2 separate regions of the Homo sapiens genome follow, and region 2 is linked to region 1. A link is a loop called in an ENCODE intact Hi-C map of the cell type or tissue named here. Cell type or tissue: heart left ventricle. All regions are shown on one strand.

Region 1 (2,500 bases):
TGAAGCTTTGAGAGTTCATATTTTCTTTTTGGAGTTCTTTTCTGCCTCCTCCGTTTCCTAATGCTCTTACAAGCAGCTGATATTTACTAAGGGCCAGTCTCCTAGGCACTGACTGCACTGAGCACTTTGATCAAACACTTTTGTGACTCTTTCACCTTCACCCCAACCTGGTCCCAGGTGGCCACAGTGTTGTTCTCAGGGCCGTGCAGGTGCCCATAGGGTGCATGCCCCTTAAATTTGGGGCCTTAGGCACCTGCTTGCCTTCCCCTAGTTCCAGCCCCAGCCCACCGAGCCCCTGCTCTATTTTCCCCCCTTCATTCTCCACCAGAGTCAGAATCCACGTGGTTTTCTCACTGGTGTGCCAGCCCTTAGAACTGTGCTTGCACACAGTAGGTACTCATGAGTGCATGAGCAAGCGAGTGAGCCCCACAGGGACCCTGTGCATTAGGTTCCATCATTATGCATCATTCCTCTTTTCAGATGAGGAAGCTGAGGCACTCACAGGCTAAATAATTTGCCCAAGGTCCTCAGTAAGTGGAGGCTCCACCCTGGCTCTGAGGTCTTGGCCCTCGCAGACTGCTTCCTGATTCTGTCACTTTGGCTGCCCTGAGACGCTCTGGCTTGCAAAGGGCTCCTCAGTCCGGGAAACCAGTCAACATATTTCTAAAAGGAATTGTGTGATAAGTAAGAGGCCCTGAGTATCTAGGGAGTGTTTTCTCCCTCCCTTTTCCTAACAAGATAAGCCCCGCTATTATTTTCCAACAGATAAAACTGTGAGCTGAGGAAATTTGAAATTTTCTTAATTCTCAGCCCAGTTCTTGACCCAGTTCCTGTTATCCACCACCCAGCAGTGGTGTTTGTCCCTGGGCTGCTGGTTGCCTCTGATGGCTCATTTAGCCTCAGGGAAAGGTGGAAGAAAATGAAAACATCCCAGAGGGAGAGTTAGGCCTCCCAAGAGCGAGTGGCTGCCCCCCTCCAGCTCACAGGTATCTGGCCAGGGTGGGGGCACCGCTGTGTTGTAGACATGCTCCTTAAAGAGTGCTTTGTTCCCACTTGGAGTAGGGGACCCTCCCTCATAGGGCTGTGGCCTCTCTGCCAGCCAGGAAGGGCCTGAAGTCTGATGGAGGAGGGCATCTGAGGACAGGGTCTGAGAGTACACGGTGTGCTGGCCTGCTCTGTGGCTGGGGTCCTTGGGCGACTGCAGGCTGAGGCTGCTCAGCAGTGAGGAATGCTGAGTCAAGAGGATGAACAGCTTCTTTCTGAGAAGCCAGGGTGATCGCTGAGTCATGCCACTCTTGGCTAACACATGTGCAGCCTGCCCGGGGCTTTAGGGCTGAGCATAACCAGTCCTGCTTTTTATCTTCTCTTTCTCAACCCCATCTCTTCTTCAGGAAACATTTACCAGATGTGTGGCTTGAGTGTCCATTCCCGCAACAAAAACGCTCTGCAGTAAAGCTCCGAGATGGCTGTGTTTGTGTTGGACTGCTCTAGATGGTAACTTTGAACTGTGTCTTTCTGCTACTGCCTAGCTGCCTCCTTGCTCTCAGGGAAAGAGCTTCATTTTATTGCAAACGTATGATTAAAGTCATACATGGTCAATATTCTGAACTTTCTATCAGTTCTTAGCATCCCCACGAGGAAGCCTGGCTAATAATGGTGTAAACACAGTGATGGGGCTGTGTGGACTCTGAACTCGCTTCCAGGAATCTCTGAGCTGGGAGTCTGGTGACATGAATTCCATGTGCCGTGTTTTATTCATACCGCCCTGAAGTAAGAGCCATAGAGTTTAACCCCCTACAGAGTGGCTTGTTTCTAATTGATAGGGCTGATTGCCCATCATGAGGGTGGGCCTTTTTTATTGGACTTATTAAGAGACAATAGACTATGTGCATGCAGCCCAGAGTGCATAGAGCAATTTTGAGCCAGTCACGGACACGGAGAGCGGAGGGGAAGGGATAATGGGGCCGTGAGAGGCTCTCCTGCCCTAGGGTACCTCTCTTCCCTGGTATCATGCCCTCATTTCATGGTTGAGGAGAGGAGGAGGTAATGGGATCAGGGAGAGGGTGCACTTGGGAAGAAGAGGGTATATTTCTGGGAAGCCTCATGTAACATGAATGTGTGGTGCAGAGGGCCTGGAGGAAAGTCGCAGTGACTTTGGTATGGGGCAGAGAAGATCATGAACATGGGCACTGTGATAGTGGGGCTGACTTGATACCACCCGCTCCCACTGCCCTCCCACCGCCCTCCCTGTTCTCCAGCTTGTTTGAGGAGTGGTCTGAGCCCTCACCATGTCAATGCTTCACAGCTTCTCCCAACGTCTCAGTGCTGTTGCGTCTGCCTTCTGAAGCGTGTTAAATGTGCATTTCCCTCCGTGTCCACTGCCTTAGCCTGGAGCCCCTTCATCAAGCCCCGGGGACTGTTGTTCCAGCTACTAACTGGTCTCCCTGCCTCTACTTTCCCCTGCTCCAACCCTCTCCCAGCTTCCTAGACAGGGCATCTT
Region 2 (2,500 bases), 170 kb after region 1:
TTTTAAAATCTATTTTTAAAAACGTGTTCATCTGCTAATATACACCAGACCTTCAGCTAGTCTGGGGATACAGAGTTAGGAACCATCAGATACTTGTTGGCCAGGGAAAGTGACATACAAAGAAACCACATGCAAAACATGATTCATGACTATAGAGGACCAAGGCTCCAGGGAAAGCCACAAAGGCTTCACAGAAGAGGTGACAAATATTAAAAAAAAGAAAAAACCCAAAACTTGAATTAATCCATTCCTGACTAAGTCATGTTTATTTTAAAGTCCATTTTTGGCCAGGCAAGGTGGCTCACACCTGTAACCCCAGCACCTTGAGAGGCCGAGGTGGGCAGATCACTTGAGGTCAGGAGTTCAACACCAGCTTGTGGTAAAACCCCGTTTCTACTAAAAATGCAAAAATTAGCTGGACGTGGTGGTACGTGTCTGTAATCCCAGGTACTTAGGAGGCTGAGGCAGGAGAATCGCTTGAACCTGGGAGGTGGAGGTTGCAGTGAGCTGAGATTGCATCCCTGCACTCCAACCTGGGCAACACAGTGAGACTTCACTTCAAAAAAAAAAAGTCAATTTTCTCCTGGCCTGTTTCAAACATTCTCACTAGCATTAAGACCCGGGCTGTTTTAATTGTGAGTTCTTCTGAGCCTTCTTTCTTTATTTCCAGCCGTGGCCAATGTCATCGATGAAAACGTTAAGCTGTGCAGGAGGCTGATTGTCATTGTGGTCCCCGAATCGCTGGGCTTTGGCCTGTTGAAGAACCTGTCAGAAGAACAAATCGCGGTCTACAGTGCCCTGATCCAGGACGGGATGAAGGTTATTCTCATTGAGCTGGAGAAAATCGAGGACTACACAGTCATGCCAGAGTCAATTCAGTACATCAAACAGAAGCATGGTGCCATCCGGTGGCATGGGGACTTCACGGAGCAGTCACAGTGTATGAAGACCAAGTTTTGGAAGACAGTGAGATACCACATGCCGCCCAGAAGGTGTCGGCCGTTTCCTCCGGTCCAGCTGCTGCAGCACACACCTTGCTACCGCACCGCAGGTGAGCGGGTGGGAGGACACGAGGTTTGTCACGCACTGATGGAGGGTCTATCATTGCGTGGTGGCTCACAGCTGGAGGAGGACACGTTTCATCGGGGCCGTCTGCTCTGAAGCTGGCAGTTGCGTACTAGTGAGAGGATCTGTTGTGTTTGTTGTCATTTGTTTGCTTCGATCAGAGCTGCTTCTTCAGGGAAACACACGGCTTCTGCAGAAGGCCCTCTTTAGCCTATGGGCTTATTGACACATGCCCACTCACTGAGGCCTGGATGGATACAGCACTTGGGCCCCTTGAGAACAGGACATGGAGGGTTTTAGAAATGGCAGTGGACATGCCCGGAAGTTTGCCCATGATGTGGCACCCATAGAGTCTGAGATGGGAGCCTGTGCTGTCGGGGGACCACAGGAGGGCAGTCTAGCACCAGGAGAGGGTTGGCAAGGATAGCAGTATTTGTCCACGCCTGTCCAGTGTCTTCAGGGCCCCATGCTCAGGGGTCATTTGCTGTGTCTGCGTCTCTCTCACTCTGTCAGTGCAGACAAAGAGCTGCAAACACAGCCTTAGCACTTTGCTTCCAGAAGCAAGTTAAAAGTCACCTAGACCAGTGGGGACCCACGGGAGTGGCCATGACTGCCTCTTGGTCACCCTTCCATGTTTGAGAGGCTTTATCTGTCAAACTAAAGCAAGCAGGAATTCCTTTTCTCTCTCTTTTAGACACATGTCAACCAGAATTCTGAGCAGCCTGTGAGAGACGCAATTAGCACACAGATGATAGAATTATAGTCCAAGCAAGGCAAAGTCAGTTTCCAATGAGCCAATGTGCCCTTGTCACAGGCCAATTTATAACTTAATGATTAAAGGTTTTTAATACTAAAAATTAGCTGTAAACCCTCATCACTTTTTTCCAAGACCCTGGCCTGAGGGAATTAGGCATAGCTCAACCTTCTGAAGCTGTGGGTTGTTGACACTGAGACTTAGTAAGCAGTCAGTGGGGGCTGGAAGGGAGTCAGCCCTGAGAGCCAGCCGGCAGGGGCGAGAGAGGGAGCCAGAGGGTGTCAGGAGGCCTGTGGTCTTAGGATGGCATGGGGAGCAGGGTGGGTTAGGAGGTGCTGTGCCCTCGTTCACAGGCGATGGGTGGTACCCAGTGTGGGATGGACTTTCAGGTGCTAAGGAACCCACTCCTGTCTTTGAAGAGTTTATGTTCCAAGGTGACCTCACATTACACATTTGTTTAGCATCCTATGGAGGCCTCGACTTGACATTGGTCCACTCTTTATTTAACATTTGCTTTTTAAAATTTTTATTTCGGTAAACTATATGAACATAAAATTCACCATTTTAACAATTTTTAAGTGGCATTAAGTACATTCACACTGTTGTGCGGCCATCACCACCATCCATTCCAGAATTGTTTCATCCTCTCAAGCTGAAATTCTGTGCCCATTAAGCTATGCC

Evidence for each region. Hi-C counts contacts between places; a loop is a spot of excess contacts. Peaks named below come from ENCODE experiments on the same cell type or tissue, not always from the same donor. Only the 100,000 strongest peaks of a DNase experiment are listed, where the experiment ranks them.
Region 2: a loop joins it to region 1, with 3 times the contacts of the local background. A loop is called at or near these places in 10 of 110 quality-filtered maps.

Annotation. Positions count from the first base shown.
Region 1 is chr2:102,063,153-102,065,652 of GRCh38, forward strand. No RefSeq gene overlaps it. Among named protein-coding and RNA genes, the nearest start is that of IL1R2, 72 kb to the left of the region's middle. In heart left ventricle, no CTCF peak of the experiment used is centred here; DNase peaks (open chromatin) are centred at 589, 970 and 1,269; H3K4me3 peaks cover 620 bases; H3K27ac peaks cover 2,105 bases.
Region 2 is chr2:102,234,227-102,236,726 of GRCh38, forward strand. It overlaps IL1RL2 (interleukin 1 receptor like 2), which reads left to right. Exons shown (of 12, transcript NM_003854.4): 11 at 671-1,051. Among named protein-coding and RNA genes, the nearest start is that of IL1RL2, 48 kb to the left of the region's middle. RefSeq lists enhancers at 616-1,116, 1,117-1,617. In heart left ventricle, a CTCF peak has its summit at 1,429 (motif pointing right); no DNase peak of the experiment used is centred here.